Regions from separate parts of the Mus musculus genome. Here all the other regions are linked to region 3. A link is a loop called in an ENCODE intact Hi-C map of the cell type or tissue named here. Cell type or tissue: left cerebral cortex. All regions are shown on one strand.

Evidence for each region. Peaks named below come from ENCODE experiments on the same cell type or tissue, not always from the same donor. Only the 100,000 strongest peaks of a DNase experiment are listed, where the experiment ranks them.
Region 1: a loop joins it to region 3, with 4 times the contacts of the local background. A loop is called at or near these places in 2 of 42 quality-filtered maps.
Region 2: a loop joins it to region 3, with 2.0 times the contacts of the local background. A loop is called at or near these places in 2 of 42 quality-filtered maps.

Annotation. Positions count from the first base shown.
Region 1 is chr2:161,946,457-161,954,456 of GRCm38, forward strand. The region is part of intron 7 of Ptprt (protein tyrosine phosphatase, receptor type, T); the gene reads right to left. Among named protein-coding and RNA genes, the nearest start is that of Ptprtos, 440 kb to the right of the region's middle. In left cerebral cortex, a CTCF peak has its summit at 3,884 (motif pointing right); no DNase peak of the experiment used is centred here.
Region 2 is chr2:161,886,788-161,894,787 of GRCm38, forward strand. The region is part of intron 9 of Ptprt (protein tyrosine phosphatase, receptor type, T); the gene reads right to left. Among named protein-coding and RNA genes, the nearest start is that of Gm35374, 500 kb to the left of the region's middle. In left cerebral cortex, no CTCF peak of the experiment used is centred here; DNase peaks (open chromatin) are centred at 4,509 and 7,657.
Region 3 is chr2:161,796,615-161,804,614 of GRCm38, forward strand. All of the region lies in intron 11 of Ptprt (protein tyrosine phosphatase, receptor type, T), which reads right to left. Among named protein-coding and RNA genes, the nearest start is that of Gm35374, 410 kb to the left of the region's middle. In left cerebral cortex, a CTCF peak has its summit at 3,482; DNase peaks (open chromatin) are centred at 1,544, 3,548 and 4,229; H3K27ac peaks cover 2,374 bases.

The DNA.
Region 1 (8,000 bases), 150 kb after region 3:
ATCTCAACGCCCACTCCCAGTGACATACTTCCTCTTAAAAGGCCATACCTCCTAATCCTTCTATGCAGTTCATTTACTGGGACTAAGCCTGGAAATATGCGAGCCTACAGGGACAATCTCATTTAAATCACCACAGGATCTCACTATGAAATCTTCTTTGTCTTGGTATTCTTTATGTAGAGTAGTCCGGCCTTGAACTCATAGTGGTCTGATTGCCCCTAACTGCCTAAATGTTCTATACCAAATATCATGTTTGCTGTAAAGTTCTGCTTCGTAAGTATGGAAATTAAAAACTTTCCTTCTCTTTCCTAAAATAAAACAATCGACTGGTGACAATATTTTATTAAACATTTGTCTTACATAAATAGCCAAATGATTTATATCATTTATATTAAGGAAATGAATTATGCTATTATTGAAATACACGGAGAACTGAGATAAGCTTCCAATGTGTATGATTAATATTCTTGTAAACAGGGTCGAGCCCATTGCCTATATTTGGTTTCAGATACATGCTCTGTATATCCACACATAAAATGTGCCTGCACTTTCTTATCTTGTATTTTTATCTAATTTTTGAATTAAGATTCCAGCAATTTCATAAAAGGAACTAAATTGCCTTTGTTTCATTTTCTAGAAAAAAATAGCATTACAATAAAAGTCAAACCTCTTCCGATAATGTATTAGAACTGACTACTCACCACTCACATGAGCTCAGTGGGATTTTTGATATTGTTCATTTACTCACTTTTTAATAATCGTGTTTTGTTTTGTTTTGAGACAGGGTCTATGTGGCTGCTGTTTTTATGATAGCTTTTATTTATGTTTTAAATTTTCATATTTTATGAAATGTATTTGGTCACATACATCCATCACTACCTGCCTTCAACTTCTGGTGCTTCCAACCTAAACTGCCTCTCTTTAGGTCCAAAGTGGCCTCTCAAAAGGCAGTTCTGGTGACAAAGTCCTAAATATAGAGACTCTGGCTAGGTAAACAGAAGGCCAAAGGTGGGTTTTCTGTTTACCAGGAGCTTTCTCCCTTAATGTTCCCTCATCAACAGAGAAGCCAGCATCAACTCAAAGCCCTCCACCCTGCTGACTGTCATGTAAAATCCACTTGGTTTTCGTCCAGTATGCTCTCCTCTCTGTCTGATTCCTGCTCAGTGCATGCCTTGGAAGTTTGATCCAGTTTGGTCCAGTTCACTGGTTTCAAGGTGTCCTCACTTACACCTCCCTAAACCTTGTTCTCTGTCTTGTTGTCATTAGTGCTATCAATGAGCACATGGATTTGTGGCTATCCACTGGGACTTGAACAACCTAGCTGGCAGTAGCCAGATCCCCCAAAAAGAATGACTTTCCATTCCTCAGCATCCATCCTCTGACAATAGCTCTTTGATAGATGTAGGAACTGGGGGCTGTGTCCCCATCCACACTGAAACTTGACTGGCTTGATCTTGTGACTTTACATTCAGGGTCTAGTGTTTTTGCGAACTGCTTGGGTATCATTTTAATTTCTTTAATCCTATTGATCCACTGAATGGTTCTCTTTGTCCTTATGTTGGGTTTGTCATTCCAAGTTTTTCTATAATTATATGCATTGAAAGTTCTTAGTTCAACAGCTCAGGATTCATTATATTCTTACTTTAAAAATATTTGTGTTTACCGTGTTTTTCTTTCATCAACTGGCTTTATTTTTTTTAGCATTCTTTTCAAAGAACTAAATTATATACATATTTTTAAAATTCTCTTCTATTCAGTTAGCATTTTCCTTGCTCATTTGGACTTTTTCTGATATTCTGGAGATGAATGCTTTGCTCATTTTTAGCATTTAAAAATGATTACGGATTCATAAGAGGTGGCAAAGAAACACACAAGAATTCCCTGAGAATTGTAATCCAGCCTCTTCGACTGTTAATATGTGTTGTAAAGTGCACACAGGAAATTATCACTATCTCAAGCCACAGGGTTAATTCGGACCTCACCTCTACATCCTTGAACATACTCGTGTTTAGTTTTATGTAATTTTAACCTGTACAGTATCCTGTGATGAGCACTACAATCAAGAGACAGAAGCACATCGCCAATAGACTCCTTTATTACTATGTCTCGAATGTTTGGGGTGGCTGCAAAGCTCCAAGTGCATTAGGAAGAGGTATCCCTTTCAAAGGTGATTGGGTAGAGCCATGTGGATGGGTAGTGTCTTACAAAGCATCTCAAGGTGAGCTCAGCCCAGCCAGTCATGGGGAGAACCAGAACTTATTCCCTCTAGAGCAGTGTTTCTCAACCTGTGGGTTGTAGCCTCTTGGGCATACCTCTAGCTCCAAAAATATTTGCATTATGATTCATAGTGGTAGCAAAATCACAGTTATGAAATAGCAACAAAAATAAATTTATGGTTGGGAGTCACCATAACACAAGAAACAGTATTAAAGGGTCTCAGCACTGGGAAGGTTGAGAACCACAGCTCTGGAGAATTCAGTGATAAGATGCTTCCTTGGAGCAAAGAATGAGCCCTGACCACCTGCAGTATCTCCAATTGTGGGAAGTAGCAGAAACTGACTAAGGTATTTATACTACCTGATTGAAGTCATTCCTCCCCCCCCCTGCTTTCCTTCCTCCCAGATTGAAACCCCTCACAGCCACTAATCTATCACCTTTATATCCGTATGATTTGAAGAAAATTACAGAAGTGAACGAACATGTAATATCTTGTCTTGGAAAAATCACTATTCCCTAGAGACTCGTCCAAGCTGTCACATATACCAACAGTTTGATCCTTTTTATTGCTTAGTACTACTCCATGATGCCACTGTCTCACAGGTGTTATAGTTCAGTTATATAGCCAGTGAAAGGCATTTGGATAATTTCTAATTTGGGGTTATCTATAGATAACGTTACTATGGGTCCTCACATACTAGCTTCTATGTGAACAAGATGTTTCATGTTTGTACAGTGAATGTCCAGGAGGACAGGTGTTGTGGATAGCCTTGAGGCTAATTATATTTGATGTTAATTCCATTCTCCTGTGAGTGGCTGTGAACTAGGAATGAGTCAGCACTCAGGTAATTTCCTGTAAAACTAACTGCTTCCTACCTTAATTTGTAAAATAAAGGAGAGCTGATGATTGGGCAGATAAAAGGGAAGGTGGAGTGGAAAGTGAGAGAGAGAAGGAGAAAATGGAAGAGGGAGAGGGTACAGAGGAGGAGGAAGACAAAGAAAAGCAGAGCAGAAACACATGGCCTGGAGAAACCGCAAGTACTAAGAGGTCTCATAAGCTGTGGAAGATGGTAGTGTAGTGGTAGATCTGCCCAATCTAGGCTCACAGCATATACTCATATTGTCTGTGTTGTGTTTTCATTGCCAGAGCATATTTTGGAGGAGATTTACTGCAACAGACAGGCACTGGATTGAGAAACAAGTTTTTTTTTTTGTTTTTTGTTTTTTTACCTCATAAAATAAACAGACTACAGCTGGCCAGAGGGCTCAGTGGGTAAGGACACTTGCTGCCAACTGTGATCATCTCAGTTTGGCTGCCAGAACCTACACTGTGGAAGGTGAGAAGTGACTCCTACAAGTTGTCCCTTGACCTCCACGTGCACTTGCAATGGGTATACACTTGGGTATACATACAGACACACAGACACAGACACAGACACACACACACACACACACACACACACACACAAATACACACACATACTCACACAATTGTAATTAAAAATTCAAAAACTAAAATAAAAAAATACCCTAGATTCCAGAGAGGCCTCTAGAGACCTTACATGCCTGTGGTCTTTTGAATAGAAATGACTGCTGTAGACAGTTGTATTTGAATACTTGGTCCATAGGGAGTGTCACGATTAGGAAGTCTTGTTGGAGCAGATGTGGCTTTGTTGAAGGAAGTGCATCACTAGAGGGCAGCCTTTGAGGTCTCAAAAGCTCCAGCCCAGGCTCAGGGGCTCATTGTCTTCCTGTTGCCTGTGGTTCAAAATGTAGAACTCTCAGCTCCTTCTCCAGCACCATGTCTGCCTGTACAGTGCCATGTTTTCTGCCATGATGATAATGGACCAGACCTCTGAACTGTAAGCCAGCTCCACTTAATTGTTTTTCTTTATAAGAGTTGCCTGTATTCATGGTGTTTCTTCACAGCAATAGAAATCCTAAGACAATGACATCTGCCACCAAGCAGTACATGAGGCGTCCAGGTTCTCCATGTCCTCATTAGCATTTGATGTCATCACTACTTTTCTGTGAGCCATTCGGATGGGCACAGGGTTGTGCTTTACTGTTGCTGTAGCTGAGTGGCTGGTGATGTGTAACATCTCTTGTGGTTTTGTTTTTGTTTTTGCTTTCCATTTATTTGCTCATTCCATTTGCTATTTATATACTGCCTCTAAACCTCTGTTACCTAGCAGCTTACTTTAAAACTCTATTCCCTTGTATGTATGGCTTTGGCTCTGTACAAGTATATACATTCTCTGATATACTCTATACAAGTATAGACATTCTCTGACCCACCATCACTATTCACTCCATGATTTCTTGATGGTTTCCCTTTCATCTGAATATAATTTAGCAGTGTGTGATTTAGTTGTCAAAATCACGAGATCTTATAAAGTATCTTTGGTTATTAATTTCCAATTTATTGTACTATTGTATTATTTATTGGGGAACATGGTCTTTCTGACAAGGTTTTTTAAATTTAATTTTCTTTTACATAGGTTAATGCACATTTTATTTGTGTGACAGTCCTGTGTGTGTTCAGATAATATCTGTTGTTTGGGTTTAGATTTCCATCTATCAAAATTACTCAACACTAACTGCTTAGCATCTTACTATGATTGAGTTTAATAATTATACTTTTCAGATCTTCAATATCTTTGAATATTTTTTATCTACTTGATATTCTGTTTCACTAGATTTATCTCCCAGTTCAGTCATTAACTTGATTCCACCTTACATCATAACCATAAAAAGCATCAGCCATAATTTGCAAACACCTGTCCATGTTGCTCAAAGTTTTAAGTAGTATATGTCAGGTACACAGCTAAGCACTGTGTTCACCGCATATTAACTTACTAGAACTACAAGCCACAATGTTCTATTTTACAGGTAAAATCGTCAAAGTTTCAGAAGCACAGTGACTATGTCATACAGCTGGGAACCAGCACAGCAGACATTTAAGTGCTATAATATATATTATTATATATTATATATTATAATTATATATGTATATGTACGTATGTGTATGTACACACACACACACATAATGCTTTTAATGATGGCAGGACTGAGTTTACTCATCCATGAAAAGGGGAGAGTGATGAAGGATCTGAGGAGTGCTCGGTTTAGGTAAAGAAATTCACCATTTCATCATCTGCAATACATCCATTCTCTTCTTCTTTAAGTCCTATATATCCATAATCTTTTTTCATCCTCATCACATCTCATAAGGTAAGTACTGAGCTTTTAATATCACAGATGAGCAAACAAAAGCCCAGAGCGGTACACAGGATATGAACTTGGTGGTCATGATCTAAGTCCCATGCTACTAATCACAACACCGGACTAGGTCTCCCATGCTAAAATACACAATTTCCACAACACTGTTAAAAATGTTGCCTTTTTACTGCATGTATCCTTGGTCCTTTGGCTGTTCCATAGAGGTTTTGAGAGGAATATTTCCCATCTTTCCTGATGGATTTAACTCTTTCAATTTACTGGAAGCTGGAACATAGAACATACCACCACACCCCTCTGTATTCCCCCAAATACTCAGCACATTCTCAAATGCAGCACTTGGATTTTGGCAAGCTCATTTCACCCCCTTGTCATCTTCTCCATTTGATGAGGAGCTGCATACCCCAGTCATACTGCCCAGCCCTCCCCTTACTTTCAAGAAATGGACAATCAAAGGATGTATCTCTTAATGTCTTTTAATGTGGAGGCAGGGGCTTTTCTCATTTATCCCATCCTTTTGCCTACCGACATTTTCTTCTCCCTCTGGTTCCCTGGAGCAAGGGGAAAGAAGCATTGAGTTATGAAGATCTGAAACTGTGCTAAATGGCTTTATATCGTGGTTAGGAACCTCTGGAGAAATAACAATGATATCACTGCATCTTTTGTTCTCAGAAAAATAATGTGGCAAGAAGACACCTCTAATCCTCTATTTTAATTTGTTTTTATTGATCCTTGAGAAAATTAGGGAAACAAGTTTTCTCAGTGCAAATGTTATGATGATGCACAGGGAAGCCTTAATTATAAGGAATAATGAAGTTGGAGCTCTGGGAGCACAGGGTTAGAAAGATGGTAGGTGAGCCGGCACCCAGGAAAGGATGTGCCACCTGTCATTTGTGAAATCATGCTCTGTGAGCTCCAGGATGTGGTGATGTGCCATCAGAGAGACATTTCATGAGCTAACTAGAAACCTTCTTCCCCTTATTGACCATGTTCCTATCACAGTAGACTACTTTATTTGTTTGCCTTTTGTCATTTGCAGAAAGTATCCTGTTCATGTGTTTATGTGATTAGTCAGTTATGGATTAGCCTGAAAAAATGCGATACACAAAAGCAAGAACTTTGTGTACTTCTTTCTATTTTTTTTCCTTCAGTGTATAAAATCACAGTTGGCACATAATGGGAAGTCAAATGTGAATGAATAGATGGATACATGGATGGAGGGTTCAATAGAAGTATGGATAGATGGAGGGAGGGAGAGATGGATAGAGGGATGCATAAATAGGTGAATGGATAGATAGTGGGTGTGTAGTTGAATGAATAACTGGATGGATAGATGGTTAGATGCTTACATAGATGGAGGAATTATTGATATATGAAATAATACTTTTTCTCTGCTCGCAATCCTTTGTGATTTCCAAAATTTATAAAGCAAAAATTACTTCTCTGCCTAACAGAACAGAATTAGCATTAATTTAGCACCATGCCTTCCTAAAACTTTTCTTTGTTTTCTTAGTGTAAGTGGTTCCACTCTTGTTGATCTCTTAGAATGGCAATTCTCAACCTGTTTGGGGGTCACATATCAGATATTGTACATATCAGATATTTACATTAATATTCATAACAGTAGCAAATTTATAGTTATGGAGTAGCAATGAAATAATTGTGTGGTTGTTAGTCACCACAAAATAAGGATCTGCATTAAAGGATCACAGCTAAATAAAGAAGGATTAGACCCACCATATTAGAGTGCTGAACCTTTCAGAGGATCCTGGGCTTATCAGTCTAGTGGTCTACCTGTCTGTGTGTCTATACTTCTTCACTAGGGGAACCTATTTGGAGATGCAAAGGTCAGATCTAGAAAACCTAATAGAAAAGAGAATCCAGGAAATAGACACATACTATATTTTCTTTGCTCTGATCATCCTACTTGGATTGATAAGTCTGTGTGAGGCCCATAACAGTTACTGGGCAGGCTGGCCTCTCAGCAGTGTTTTCTGAACTGCAGTATAGTTCCATCAGCAATTCCTACTCCAGGTCTTCAGCCAGGTTACTTGAAAGGGCAGCAAGGTCCAGACAAGCCAAACCTAAACTTTCTCTCCTTATTTTCCATTCCCTGTACTTACAATTTGCATTCCATAGCAAGAGAATTACGAGACAAAAGATTGACAATTTTTCTGGCAATTATCAAAAGGCATCCACATCATTTCCATGTGTTATTTTAATAACTACATGCAAAGTAGTTTAGCTTTTAGTTTTGTTATGTGGGTATCATCATGCCCTTGGCAATGCAGCCAAGTTCTAAAAACAAGTTTAACATGAGTAATTGATATACCTAGAAAAACCTTAGACACCAGTTTAGGCTTTCAAATTTGAATGCAAATAAATAGATTTGCTTTTTCAATATAAGTGTAAGAATTACAGCCTGATGTAACTCGAGTTTCAGGCTATCCAACACCCTCTTTTGGTCTCTGTGGGTACTTGTACACACATATGATTGCATATATACAAACACCCATACACATAAATAGTATAAATCACGGGAA
Region 2 (8,000 bases), 90 kb after region 3:
TTACAAATGAAGACTTATAGCTTTAGCAAGTGTGTGGCTAGGAAATTGAATTGCATGGGTAGAGATTATTGTAGAATCTGAGATGGTGTCCCTGAGTTTTCATAGGGTCCTGTCTATTTCACAGGTCATGTCTATGTGATGAAGAGCTTGGCTATCACTGTACTTTAGCCACCCAAAATAATCACCCTAATCCTTATGAATTAATACATTTGTACTTACTGGGACCACATAAGGGATTGCACACACACACACACACACACACACACACACACACACACACACACACACGCACACGCTCACGCACACGCACTTACAATACAGAGAGACACAAATAAATATGCGATTATTATAAATTGTCTATAGCATATTATGTAGAGATGAGAAGCAATGGTAGAGAATAACGGGATGTGGGGAAAGTCCATTTTAGGGCAATGATAGGACACCTTTCTAAGAGGGTAGAAGGTGTTTAATAAAATGATTTGTCCACGAAAAAGCAGGCACATGGGCTTTCTGGCAAAGAAGACCTCTATATACAATAAACCTGAGGCAGGGAAAACACAGCACATGAGAGGTCTTGAGCAAAGGTCAGAGACTGGAGGGAAATGAGAGTGAGAGACACAATGCTTCCTGATCCAAGTTAGCAGTTCAGGTTTTATGTGAAACACAACACCTCTCTAAGTGAGATAATAAAATTATGGGGATATTAAAGCAAACCTAAATATAGATAAATTTAATATTGTAAAGATGTCAATTACACACATATAGTTTTACACAGTCAATGCAATTCTAATCAAAATGGCAGCAGATGTTTTCATTAAATTTGATGAGTAGATTCTAAAATGAAAGCCCCCTGGGCAAGAAGAACCAAGATATTTTTGAAGCATGAGGCAGAGGGGTGGGCTATATCGGAGATCCAGATTCAATGTGGCACTATAATAATTACGGCCATGTGTGGTTGTTATGGAGGCCCGTGAAAGAGGGAAATCAGGAAAACAATCAAAACACATCAGAATTTGTGGATAAGTTAGATACAGCTGATAAAGCAAGGGAAAAGAAGGACTAATTGGTACAACTTGGCCCAAGTATCTATTCTGTAACTGATAAAACTACACTGGTATATACCATCTATATCGTACATAAAAATAACTGCAAATAGATCAAACATACATAGTTCAGGGTCAAAATCTACAAATATTAGTGGATCTCTGAAGAATTGTTCTTCTTGACTTGGGTTCAAGATGGATTTGTTAGGAGCAGTGCGAGTCTTGCCAAAATAAGCTAAGACTAAAACACTGATAATCAAAGACTTTTGTTTTCAAAAAGATACATTACAGGGGGTAAAGCTGCCAAGCTATGTGTGTAGCTAAGAGGACAAGTATAGAAATATGCTCTGAAGTTTATCATCTAGCAGGAGGAAGGATGGTACAACCTAATCAAAAGCCAAGCAAATGGTGAGAGCAGAAACCTCACAGGGCAGGGGACATGGATGAACAGGATGAGGAGGAGAGTCAACCTTATTCACGATCTGTGTATGATCTAGGACATAGACAGGAAGACAGTAGGTAGTGTCATTTGATACTTACCTGGCCAAAGGAGCCTGATGATAGTAAAGATAGACAGGCTCTAAAAAGTCATCACGGTGCTTGTATTTGGCTTCCAGTGATGTAAACTGATTAAACTAGTCTGGAAAATTGTTTTGCTTTGTTGGGGTGGGGTGGGGGGCTTGTGGAGGGACATATTACAGTTAATGTTAATATACTATAACATATTACCCATTTCCTAGATACACAAACACATGGATAATTAGAATGAATGTATAATGGTGCACTTGTCAGTACCGAGGACTGAACCTGGGACCTTGTAAATACTAGGCAGATGCTCTAGCTGAGCTCATTATGCTGGGCTGAAATCTCACTCTGGAGCCCAGGCACGCCTTCAGTTATGATTCTTCTGCCTCATTAAACCCAGGAGCTGAGATTTCAGGCCCATGTCACCTGACCTGAAGGGATGTTCATTTCAGCACTCTGCTAAAACTGCCATCCTGGAAAGAATCTCCAGTGTGTTAACAATACACATTAGTAAAACACATTAGCAATGGAATATTATACAGCAGTTAAGATGAATGAACTACAACTACATTCATCAATAGGGAGGCATGGTACGACTTTAATCTAGAATGAAAATGCTCCAAAAGATTATATACAAATGTATAAAAATTACAAAGCTATATAAAATGTGAAGGAATTATTAGAGGATTCTGAACACTATGAGAGGAAGGAGGACGAGTTGAGCCGATATAAGTAAATGCACATACTTCTGTAGATAGCAAGTAGATAAAATTTCAGATGTCTCATAAATAATGCACTGTTCGAGAATGAATGGATGAAGATGATCACACAATGAATGGAAAAGAAGAAGGTCACACACATAGCAATAAGGATAGGCTTGCATAAAACTAGGGGTATGATTAATCTAGGTTTTGGCACTCAAGTGGTAACCTGTGGGCCCTGCAGGTTCCCTAGAGTACAACCCCCTAATTAGTAAAGGTGGAAACTGAGACCTAACCTGGGAAAGGGCTAATTCAAATACAGTACTTGCCAACAGCAAACAAAAGTGAATACTACCTTCCTTAGCTGATTAACTCCCAATCTGATTTTCAGTAAAGGCTCATGTTAAAAACATGCCTAGGACAAGATGAGGGACCACGAGAGCAATAAGCACCTTTATGACAATTTGAAGGACTCTGAGGGGCCCCTAGGAAAAAGTTGGTCAAATCCCAACATCAACCCCCAAAAGGTCTGGTCCACTGGTTGAGAACCAATGGGCTGTCTGAGTTGAAACTAGAAGTAGATCAAAGTTCTTTGCATTGGTGCCAATTATAATGGAATTACTTCTTCCTTGTTAAGAGTATAGCAAAAAGTAATGAAGAGAAAGGAGCCCACTGGGTTGGGGTAGGAGAAGAAAAGCCATCTGCTATTTCCTAAACAAAGACAGAGATAAGCTAGAATCAATTGCAGATTTGAATTCCAGTCTCCAGGGGCTCTGAGCTTCCACCTGTCCTGATAGTAGATGAAAACTTGCAGCTTGTCTTCATTTCTGTGCTGAACACTGAAGGGCTCGGACCAAAACAAACAAACCAGGCAGCTGGTTAAAAGCGACACATTCATGCTGCACTGCCCAGCCTGGCAGAATTCCACTGGAGTGAGGAGGTAAAACATCAGACATGAAAAGGAAACAACCTGTGATGTTTAAAGAGATTCTCGGGCAACTTAATACCGCCTCTGGGCAGTGTGTTGAAAGGACATGGTCACCAGAGGAAGGGTTCCCTCACTAGCCATGTGACTGTGTACAGGAGGGTCCCCTACAAAGGCTCTGGTCCCACGCAGTGCATCAAAACACAATTCCATAGAAAAAGCATAAAAGAGCCCATGCTGGGCAAATATAGAGTCTAACTTTATGTTCATCCTTTATCTCTCCCCGGATCTTTTTTTTTTCTTCTTTTTTTCTTTAATCTGAAATTCTCCCTCAGTAAATTTCTAAATGATATTATGTCAAGAAGTCCAGGAGTTACGCCTGGGAGCCTCTTGAGATGATGGAGCAATTCTCCCAAGAGGTCAGTGTCCCCTCCACAGGGACCTGGAGGGAGCTGAGAAGCTGAGGATTCTCTAAGACTAAACACTTCATGTAGACACTGCAAGAGATGTGACACGTTCATAGTCATACTAGCAACCACAGAATAAACTCACAAAATACAAATTCTTACACACACACACACACACACACACACACACACACACACACACACATGCACACGCACACCACTACCACCACTCAGACACAAATGCATTTGAATTGTCTATACTGCATTCCTGTGTACTATACCTACGGTTTACAGCTGAACTCAATGACTGGTATCTTTTCTGAACCACCTATTGCCAAGAGAATGATTTTCTGTCCTTTAGCTAACACACACTGTGCATTTGATGTCTTCTATCATGTTCCCTGACTCCATCACAAATATCTATGTTGTAATAGAAGAAAAAGAGCACCCAAGGCAAATATATAGACACCTTCCATATGCTGAGGGAGGATGAACAGGCAACTATATTGAACCTACTAACTTCCCTTCCTTCCTTTCTTCTCTCCCCTCTTCCCCTTCTTCCCCTTCTTCTTCCCCTTCTTCTTCCCCTCTTTCTTCCCCTTCCTCCCCTTCTTCCCCTTCTTCCCCTTCCCCTTTCCCCTCTTCCCCCTCTTCCCCTTTCTCACCTTCTTCCCCTTCTTCTCCCCCTTCCCCTTTCCCCTCTTTCCCTTCTTCCCCTTCTTTCCCTTCCTCACCTTCTTCCCCTTCTTCCCCTCCCTCCCTCCCTCCCTCCCTCCCTCCCTCCCTCCCTCCCTCCCTCCCTCCCTCCCTCCCTCCCTTCCTTCTAGACTCTGAGTGTCAGACATCTGCCTTTCCAACCAGAGCTGTTCCTAGTAACACACCCGTCACCCTCCCTCTCATCCTCAGATGCTCTGTCTATGGCATCTACCCAGAGATGCCTACATTTTTAACATCATCTCTGGAATCCTATGAGAAGTGAATGGTGAGCTGAGGGCTCAGGACAAAAAAAAAAATGGCTTCCAGGCATCTCAGAGCCCTGGCTTTTAAGATTTAGAGAAGACCTCTAGGCAAATATTAAGTGTTGTGTATATATGTTGCTTTCTTAATCTAATAACAACAACAAACCCAAAAAACAATAGTACCACCTCTGCTATCTAGGAAGTGGGAGAGAATCATAAATGAAGTTTGAGCTAAGGCATTTGAATTATAAAGGGATGCTGAAGCAAACATCAGACACACAGGATGCCTCCCTGTGTGTCTGCCATTACTCCATACCCTATTCATGTGGTAATCTTGAGGGAAAGAGACCAACCAGGCCTTCTCAAATGTAAGCCTTAAACTACATAGGCACCTTGCATCTAGCTGTGAGTAAGTAATAAGCTGGCTCAAGTGTCTGCATCCAAAGGGGATGATGGAGCATAGTCCAATAAGATGGAATATGGAGTGAGCCAGGGTCCATGCTGTTTATTTAGCAGGTCCCTCATATGCCAGCAGAAGCTAGGTTTCCTTCTTTGCATTGTGCTTCTTTATAACAAGCAAGCAAATACTCTCAGATTCTATAAGCTAGAACCCTCCATAAGAAATCCTTAGGTATTTAGACTGCAATGAAGCCCATCCTGAAACACACTCATTTGACTAGATATCTCATCATTTCTTTACCTACATTTTCAAGCCTAAGATACAATTTGCAAAACAAATGAAACTCAAGAAGAAGAAAGACCAAAGTGTGGATACTTTGATCCTTCTTAGAAGGAGGAACAAAATACCCATGAAAGGAGTTACAGAGACAAAGTGTGAAACAGGAACTGAAGGAATGACCATCCAGAGACCGCCTCACCTGGGGATCCATCCCATAAACAACCACCAAAACCAGACACTATTGTGGATGCCAAGAAGAGCTTGCTGACAGAAGCCTGATGTAGCTGTCTCCTGAGAGGCTCTGCCAGAGCCTGACAAATACAGAAAATGGATGCTCACAGTCATCCATTGGATGGAGCACAGGGTCCCCAATAAAGGAGCTAGAGAAAGAACCCAAGGAGCTGAAGGGGTTTGCAGCCCCATAGGAGGAACAACAATATGAACAAACCAGTACCCCCAGAACCCCCTGGGATTAAAATACCAACCAAAGAAAACACATGGTGGGACTCATGGCTCTAGCTGCATATGTAGCAGAGGATGGCATAGTTGGTCATCAATGGGTGAAGAGGCCCTTGGTCCTGTGAAGGTTATATGCCCTAGTATAGGGGAATGCCAGTGCAAGGAAGCAGGAGTGGGTGGGTTGGTGAGTAGGGGGAGGGGTAGGGGATAGGGGGTTTTCAGAGGGGAAACTAGGAAAAGAGATAACATTTGAAATGTAAATAAAGAAAATATCTAATTAAAAATAAATTAAAAAAAGAATAACAACAACAAAAGGTGCCTTTCTTAGAACAGTTTTAGTCAAAGCAAAGTTGAGGAGTGAATTTCTCAATGGGTAATACTTATCTTTAACTAGACTTAAAAACCACTCGAGAACTCAGTCAAAATTTCTTCCTACCTCATGTTAAGATCTATACATTCATTTAAGGAATGTTTATTGAGTACATATTATACACAAAGTATTACTTTGGGTCTCCAAGACACAATTTGTTAGAATTTCTTCTAGGCTCCATCCCACAGTTACCTGGCAACAGCCAAGTATGCCTGACTCAGTATAAAAGGGACTGTTTGTCCCCCTTCTCACTCTCTTACTCTCTTCCCTCTCTGTCCCTCTCTCCCCATTCCCACACCTTTCTCTCCATGTGTTCATGGCTGGCCTCTACTCGTCTATACACACTTTCTGCTCCCCCCACCCCTGTGTCTCTGTCTCTGACTCTGTCTCTACTCCCTTCTCAACTCCCATTCCCATGCCCCAAATGAACTCTAGTCTATACTATACCTGTTGTCTGATTGTTAACTCAGAGGGAAGGAATGTCTCAGCATGGGCCCCCAGAGGCACCCCCTTCCATCTCACCATATCACGCCTCTACCAAACATATCCCTGACTTCTTTCTTTCTTTTTATAAAACACAACAACAGTAATATGGCAAACAAAAATGGCCTGCATTAGTCATGTCAATTCTAAAGGTTGACAGGGAACCAGAGAGCTGGTGTTGAAGTTCAAGTCTGAAAGTCTGCGGGCTGAACCTCTATTGCTCAAGAAAGATCACCTTTCTCTCTACCCAAACCTTTACCTGATTGGTTGAGGCCCCATTCATATTATATATCAATTTTCTTTATTAACAGTACAAGTCTCTAGCTAATCTCATTCCAAGATTCCGAGCACCCCCACGAGAGCATGTGTGAACACACATCTGGATGTTGTGATTAAGTCAAGATAACACAGAAAATCCAACACCACAGGGCCAACATCATCATGGTGTTAACGGTCCAACAGCTTGGATAAGGCTACACAACACTATGTAGACAAATTGAATATGGTCTCTTAAAAGGCATTAAAGAAAGCAAGTGGCTAAAAGAAGAAACTGGAGGGACCAGTCTAGGATGAAGTGCCTTAAAATGCAGACGAGGCCAAGGAACAGGATGAACATGATAACACTGTCAATGTACTGAGAGTGGGATGTGGATGGAATGCAGACAATCCAGGCATCTGGTGGCACTCAGAACAGCCTAGGTGGAAAGGGGGCCATTTGGTCCGGCCTGGGACTATTTAGGCAGGAGGAATGATCGAACTTTCTGGTAGATCCTTTGAACAGCATCTAGGATAATAGATAACGCTCTCATTTCTGGCATGAACAACTCAACAGAGTTAAGAGGTTTCTTTTTTTAGTTACTAGCCAGGCTTAACATACCCCGTAGTGGCCTGCAGTATGAAAATTTAGTATCCTAATTAACATAGATCTGGCTTAAATTATTCAAATTCAGGCTTACAGTTATATTAGTCATGATTCAGCTGATCCCTTCCTGCCTCTTGTCCATCTGGAAGGTATCACATCATTCCTGCTGTGCCTCTGTGGACCACAGATAAGAAAGTCCAGTGTTGATGAGGCCCAAGTACTCACTGTGATAAAGCTAAAGGGTAGGAGGTGGTATATGCATCTATCCAGATCTAGTAGCTTCCTCTTTAAGCACTTAACCCTGAACTTATACATAGCAGGCCACCTCTCTCCATCAGTCTTGGTATCTGTTCCCATCCTGTTCAAAGCTCCTCTGCCTCTGAACTCACAGGGGCCTCCGGCAGTGCATTTACTTAGGATGTTGCTTTCTAGGGCCCCTGATTACTGTTCAGATTGAATCCAGCCATCTGTATGCTGGAAAAATATTGACAATTCTCCGACCTACCGTACCTTTGCAAGACGCTCCCACACAAGAATGCTGTCTTGTTTTATTGAGGCAAAGTCTGTGTTTTATTTAACTCTGAATG
Region 3 (8,000 bases):
TGCTACTGTTATGAATTGTAAATACCTGATATATGCAGGCCTATCTAATATGTGACCCCTGGGAAAGAGTTATTGGGATGCCCCCGCAAAGGAGTCACAATCTATGGTTTGAGGACTGCTTAATGTTAAGAACCATTTGAGAACAGGTTTAGAACCTATACGTTATCCCTAGGAAGGAGCTATGCAGGGGGAAGGTCCAGCTTAGTAGGTCAGGGTCTCAGCAGCAAGTAACCCAAAAGCAGGGCTCATTATTCTTCAGGAACTTCACGTCTTATGCCTAGCTCTACACTCTACCCATTATCCTGTTCATCTCTCACGAAAGGCTCTCTGGACTTTATCTGTATCCTCAAAGATCTGTATCATCAATACAATTTGAAACCATGGCCTCTTTTTATCCAGCACAGCACAAGGTGAGATTTATTTTTTTACTATGATAGAAATAATGTTCAATATAATATCCAGCACTACCTATAGATCCTGTAAATGTGGCTGATGAAACTAATGGACTAATGTTTTCGTTCATATATTTAACTTAAATATCCACCTACTGTGGCTACTGCATTGTACAATTCAGGTCTAAATCCATGATCTCAAACCCTTCTTCTTCTCTTATTTGGGCTGTTACTTCCTAGTCTCAAAATGGGTACTTTTTTTTATAGGTTTGCAAGCTTTAAAAAAAAATGTAGTCCCAAGTTGACACCCTCGTGGAAACACAGTAGCCAAACAGCAATCCCTAAGCAGCTGTAGCCAGGTTAGAAAAGGAAAGGGGGCCATGCAGTGGTGGTGCACGCCTTTAACCCCAGCACTTGGGAGGCAGAGGCAGGCAGATTTATGAGTTCGAGTCCAGCCTGGTCTACAGAGTGAGTTCCAGGACAGCCAAAGCTATACAGAGAAACCCTGTCTCAAAAAAAGAAAAAAAAAGAGAAAGAAAAGGAAAGGGGGAAGGGGAAGGGGAAGGGGAAGGGGAAGGGGGAAGGGGGAAGGGGAAGGGGAAGGGGGAAGGGGGAAGGGGAAGGGGAAGGGGGAAGGGGGAAGGGGAAGGGGAAGGGGGAAGGGGAAGGGGAAGGGGAAAGGGGAAGGGGAAGGGGGAAGGGGAAAGGGGAAAGGGGAAGGGGAAGGGGGAAGGGGAAAGGGGAAGGGGAAGGGGAGCATCCAGTTCTTCTTCGGAGCCACACAGACTGTAAGCTTTCGCTATTCTTTCCCTACCAAAAATCCAGAGTCTCCAAGATGATCTCTCTGACCAGCTCCAGGCAGCTGGAACTGATGGGGGGGGGGAAGCGAGAGAGAGAGAGAGAGAGAGAGAGAGAGAGAGAGAGAGAGAGAGAGAGAGAGAGAGAGAGAGAGAGAGAGCAAACATGTGCGTGTGTGTTTTTCAGAAGAACAAGCCTCCTTGGATACTATGGTTGCACAAATACATGTGCTAGCTCAGAAAAAAACACCAATAGATGAGGATATGGAAATATACTAGGTGAGGCAGACTTCAATGTCTGACTTTGGGCAGCTGCAGAGAGATACTGTGAGTCACCAGTTATCAGTTGCTCAAAATCTGAGAGACAGCAGGGGTGCAAACTGTCCTAGGGCCGAGAGCAGTAAGAGACATAGAAGCCAGTAGAAAATAAAAGTTGGGGAGAGATGGGAACGTGGAGAAGGGATCTTGGAGTCCTTGCTACTCTGACAGCGGCTTCATGAGTTTTATGAAACATCATGAAACTACATCTACTTATACAGCCCTCCCACCTTTCCACAGTCTATTGTTCCTCAGTATATCTGACTGTAAGAGCTTCACCTTGAATCCATTACCACACACCTCGCATCTTTCACGTCTCACATCTTTGTGCAGTTATCCCACGGGAAGTTTTGTTCTTATGACCTACCTTCCATCATCTTATCCCTGAACCATCATTCCCTGCTGCTTTTATTTTTTATTTTTTTCTTTTATCATGTCTCTGCCTTATATAAAGATTCTCTGACAACGGTGAGATCTGCCAGGCTTCAGCATCTCTTCTACATGCATATCTGCCTTTCTATTTTTAAGAAATCCTTACTTATTTTGTGGTGTGTATGCACATGTGTTCTGTGTGTGGTTGTACAGTTTCATGTGGGTGCTTGTGGGGGGCCAGAAGAGGGTGTGGAATCTGCAGGAGCTGAAGGTACACGCAGTTGTGAGCTGCCAAATGTGGGTGCTGTGAACAGAACCCTGGTTCTCTGCAAGAGTTGCACCAGCAGCTCACGTTCTGCCCTTACCTTCAGATTAGTTTTAAGCAAACCTCGCCCAGATGTTTCCCGTTATGGCACTTCAGTTAACTTTCCTATTGTTCCTGATCAACTTATGTAGCTCTTAAATTTTCTTTTCATGTGTAAAGCATTATATGTATGTGTATGGCTGTGTGTGGGTGTGTGCACTTGAGTGCAGGTGCCCATAGATGATATATGTGTACATCTGTGTGTGTGTGTGTGTGCATGTGAGTGCAGGTGCCCATGGATGGTGTATGTGTATATCTGTGTGTGTGTGTGTACATGTGAGTGCAGGTGCCCATGGATGGGGTATGTGTACATCTGTGTGTGTGTGTGTACATGTGAGTGCAGGTGCCCATGGATGGTGTATGTGTACATCTGTGTGTGTGTGTGTGTGTGTACATGTGAGTGCAGGTGCCCATGGATGGTGTATGTGTATATCTGTGTGTGTGTGTGTACATGTGAGTGCAGGTGCCCATGGATGGGGTATGTGTACATCTGTGTGTGTGTGTGTGTGTACATGTGAGTGCAGGTGCCCATGGATGGGGTATGTGTATATCTGTGTGTGTGTGTGTACATGTGAGTGCAGGTGCCCATGGATGGGGTATGTGTACATCTGTGTGTGTGTGTGTACATGTGAGTGCAGGTGCCCATGGATGGGGTATGTGTACATCTGTGTGTGGGCGTGTACATGTGAGTGCAGGTGCCCATGGATGGGGTATGTGTACATCTGTGTGTGGGCGTGTACATGTGAGTGCAGATGCCTGTGGATGACAGAGGTGGCTGATCCCTCTGGATTTGGAGTTACACTCAGTTGTGTCCTGTCTGCTATGGATGCTGGTAATCTGAATGTAGTTCTTTGCATGAACAGTTGGTACTTTACCACGGAGCCATCCCTCCAGTTCTCTTTCTTATTTTCTATTAGAGGTTAAAGTAAAAATGTTGGCCATTTTTTTTCTTGTAATCAGTTTCCTTAACTTTCCTGTTTCATAAGGTTATACTATAATCATACTAACACGGGTTTCTTTCTACTTCTTCACAAGCCTAGCCTTCTCCCTTCTTTGAGCCGTCCCTTGGTACAGCATCACAGAACTCTCTCCTGCTACTCACCTCTGCACTGTCCTTGAATGTGGTCCTCCTCTTTGCTTGATTTGCAGACACCACAGTGATGCTGAAGTTTCCAAGTGCAAACCTCTGCTCAGACGCCTCTCCGGCACCACAGACGTTTAGAGCTTAAATAGCCCCTGTGGTAGGAGGTGAACATGGCAACCACTCTCTTCTCTCCATCCTGGCAGCAACAGCCCCAGTCTCCATCTCTCCAGATGGCAGACAGTTCAAAATAGAACACGCTCACTCTTCGTGTTCCATCGACTGCTCCATTTAAAATACTCTCCTCCAAACACCTGTTTTTTCCCCCTCCTTGATTTGAGACTGAGTAATACAATCCAAAATCCCAACACCAGAGCCAGTTCTTGGTAAGCTGGATTGCTGGGCAGCAGAGTGAGGGTAGAGGCTGGCAGGGCTGGTTTATAATGGGAACTCAGCAGTGTAGCTAGGCTGAGACCAAGTGAATGCACCCCATCTATATTATTCAAGTGTTGCCTTTTTTCCCCTGGTGTTTTCCTGTAAAATTGTTCTTTCCTTAAAGAGATAAACTTTAGTACATATATCCAAGTTATGTACGCTGCTATAGATGGGCGATAGATAGTAAGATAAGGAGAGATGCACAGAAATTACCATAGCAAAGCGAAATCAACATATCCATAGTTTCACATACTTTGCCTTTCTGCTTTTTTGCTTTTGTAATAAGACTGAATTATCTGTCTGCCTGTTGTTCTTTGGTTCGACACAGGACTGACCCATCTCCTTTGGTGGTTCCACATATCTCTAATTAAAATGGTATATTCCTTTAGTGCCATAGTTAGACTGTGGGAAGAAAATACAACAGCATGCATCCTCTTATTTCTTATTTCCACTGCTGCTTCTTTTATCTGGCTTCTCATGTTCCCTAATCCAGTGTGATACATTCCCAGCATGCTTTTGGGCACAGATACAAGCAGTGTTAGTTACTTACAGAGTTAAATCTTCTTACAGGTTATATGAAATACCTCTCATCTCTACCAAATGCTCCCTGCAAATCAGGGCACACAGAACTCCTCATATTTAGTCCCTAGCAAAGGTGGCCAGGAGAACCGGGGGGACCTGAACAAAACAAACACGGCTTAGAGAATGATTGTAATTGCTGTCTCTCATCTACCTCCATGTGAACTGGGACTTACAAACTCCTCAGGCTGCCCCATGCTAATAAATCCTCCAAATTTTCATTTCTTCTTCCTAATTGGACACAATCATATGCTGGTGTCTGAGAATCAGATGGTAATGATTCCAATTTTGCTCGCTGTAGCTCCACGGACCAGCAAAACCCTTCTGTGATTGTTCCGTGTGCTCTCACTCCGGGCTTTGCTGTTATTAAAGGAATCCTGGAGGAAATTTGGCAATAGTTTTCTGTTTTTTTTCCCCCAGTAAAGTTTCTTCATTCTTTAAAAGTTGGTTGGGTCTCCAATTTTCACTGCAACTAATCACCCTGCGTTTCAGAATGTGTGGCCCTAACTAGACGTGCCTGTCAACTGCGTGAGACCCAGAGATTCTCATCAGGGAGTAAATAGAACTTGCTGTGACCTTTGGAAGCCATTGGCAAGATGCACTGACTTCTAGTGTCAGTCTTGTATACCGTTGGATGATCCTACAGGACGGAGCTGCTCCACCCCTACAGACGCCATAAGAACAGGTTACAAGTTCTAACTTTTCTCGTAGATGGCCCATGAGAAGTACCCAGAATGCCACTGTAACACCTACCAGATTCTTGAGCCTACTGGGTTGCCAGAGTACCTACATTGTTATCAACCTCACCTGAGGGTCAGAACACATGCAGTTTAGGGACATCAGCTTGAAGCAGGTGCAGAAGATAAACTTGCCTGTGACCACCTATAGGTGGGAGTAGGGTGGGGCATTTCCTCCTTCAACAGTCATACACATATACATACATACATATGTGTATGTATGTATATGTGTATGCGATACGTGTGATATCATATACACATATGTTTCTACTTACTATCAGACAAATCAAGGATCACAGAATTAGGTACCTGGCCCAAAGCTACCCAGTGAAACTGCTGGATAAAGCTGAGTCCTTTTTTTTTTTTCCTTTTGGTTTTTCAAGTCAGGGTTTCTCTGTGTAGCCCTGGCTGTCCTGGAGCTCACTTTGTAGACCAGGCTGGCCTCACACTCAGAAATCTGCCTGCCTCTGCCTCCCTGGGATTAAAGGCGTGTGTGCCACTACGCCCAGCAGTAAAGCTGAGTCTTATTGTACAAGCCTTCCCTGTCCTATTGTGTCCAACTGGGAGGCAGATGTGATGGGGAGAACATATTGGTCTCAGGTTGTGTTCTGACCTAGCTCCTGTCCCCAAAGAGCTACAGTCACTGACACAGACTCCACACCCTGATAGGAAGTGGGTGAAGGCAGAGGGCAGGCAGCACTGGAGAGATGGTGCATTCTGTACTGAGGATGGGGGCAAGACAGTCTGGGATGTGGCAGCTGACCTTGGATGTTGGGAAGGTAATGGCATACCTGCATAGTGACATTAACAGAAGCCAGTCACACAGAGGACAAAATGTGGGCATCTACTAAATATCCCTCCTACATCTCACGACAAAGTCCAAACCCAGGGCAGAGGGAGACCTTGCTGTAGTCCCTGTCTGTCCTCCTCTTTCTGCCTCACCTCTTGCCCTGCTCACTGACTACTTAGGGCTCTTAGAACATCCCATGTGCCTTCTCTGTATGGACTCTTGCCTGCATTGCTCTCTCTCCCAATCCTCTCTCTCCCATTAAATACCTTTCATTCTATACACCTCAATTAGGCAGGATTCCCTCCAGGAAGCCCTCCAGCCTCCATGCCCAGGAGGCTTGTGTTGGATACCTCTCATGAGAATCCTTAGCTACACACCCACCCTCATAGCCTCTTTTTGTCTTTTCCATCCTTGTTTGCTCTTATCTAACTGCAGTATCCCCCAAAGAAGCCTAATGGATGGCCAATAAATGCCTTTAGAATGCTTGCTATCATTAGCCACTAAGGGGAATGTAAATGCAAATGATAGGGAGGTATCATCTCACTCTATTTAGAATGGCTGTTATCAAATTCGAATGAAAAATAATGTGGCATGGATATGAAGTAAAAGAAACTCATAAGAAAACGCAGACAGCTCCACTGTATGACCGTGCTCTCCCACCCCAGCACACATTGCCAATAGAAATGATACAGAATCAGCCTGGATGCCCACCAGCCGATGAGTGGATAAAGAAAATGCAGTATATCTACCCAATGGAGAGATACTCAGCCATAAAGAAAGATGAAATCCTGTCATTTGAAGGAGAATGAATGGGACTGGAGAAATGTGTGCCAAACAAAGGAAGCCAGACACAAAAAGGCATAGACCAGATATTCTCTCTTATAGAGACCCCAAGCCATGCAGAATGCTGGTAGCTAGAGGTTGCATGCCTAGGGTAGACAGAGAGAGGTTGGCTTTGATCAATGTGTGCTGTGCCAGTGTTGAAATATCACACTGATCAAAAGTGAGCACCATAAAACAAGCTGGTTCCTCTGTTATGGCAGGGATGCATCAAGTGCTTGACAGTCACGTGTGGTCGGCGGCGATCCGACCAGACAGCTCACAAAGAAGGGCATCTTTAATGTCAGAGGAAGATCTATCTGATAACTATTCTGTTTAGGAACAGAAGGAAGCTAACAAAATGCATGGCCTTAGCATCTGGAATCCACAAGGAAGGCATGACAAAATAGCTGTCTCTTGTGAGACTATGCCGGGGCCCAGCAAACACAGAAGTGGATGCTCACAGTCAGCTAATGGATGGATCATAGGGCTCCCAATGGAGGAGCTAGAGAAAGTAGCCAAGGAGCTAAAGGGATCTGCAACCCTAGAGGTGGAACAACATTATGAGCTAACCAGTACCCCGGAGCTCTTGACTCTAGCTGCATATATATCAAAAGATGGCCTAGTCGGCCATCACTGGAAAGAGAGGCCCATTGGACTTGCAAACTTTATATGCCCCAGTACAGGGGAACACCAGGGCCAAAAAGGGGGAGTGGGTGGGCAGGGGAGTGGGGGTGGGTGGATATGGGGGACTTTTGGTATAGCATTGGAAATGTAAATGAGTTAAATACCTAATAAAAAATGGAAAAAAAAAAAGAAAGTTTAGAATTTTTCCTCAATAGCATTTTGTTAGACTTTCAACACAGAGTCTGTTTCTGTCTTAAATATTGCATCAGAAATAACTGGCCAGGTTTCTATTAGAGCTCCACATTCTAAAAGATACCCTCTCAAAAGATTCCCATGCCCTTTCTCCTAAATGAAATGTACTTTCGCCTCCTTATTCTGCTTTGGAGTGAATCTCACATCCCACCCCCCACCCCCATTGGAAATGCTGCATTGTCGACTTTAACAATCTCTCATTGATTATATTGTCATTCTTTCAGTGAAAATTCACTAATGTATTTGAAACAATTCTGCCAAGATGATTGTGCTTCCTCACCCCCACCCTTCTGCATTCAACCCTTTCATGTGGTCCCAGTTCAGTGGGCTGCTGTGTGCCCCTGAAGAATTGGTGGTTTGGGGCCAATGAAGAATCACAACTTGTCTCATTCCCTGTGAACCGTTACTTTTTCCTCTGTAATGACTTCATACTTGTT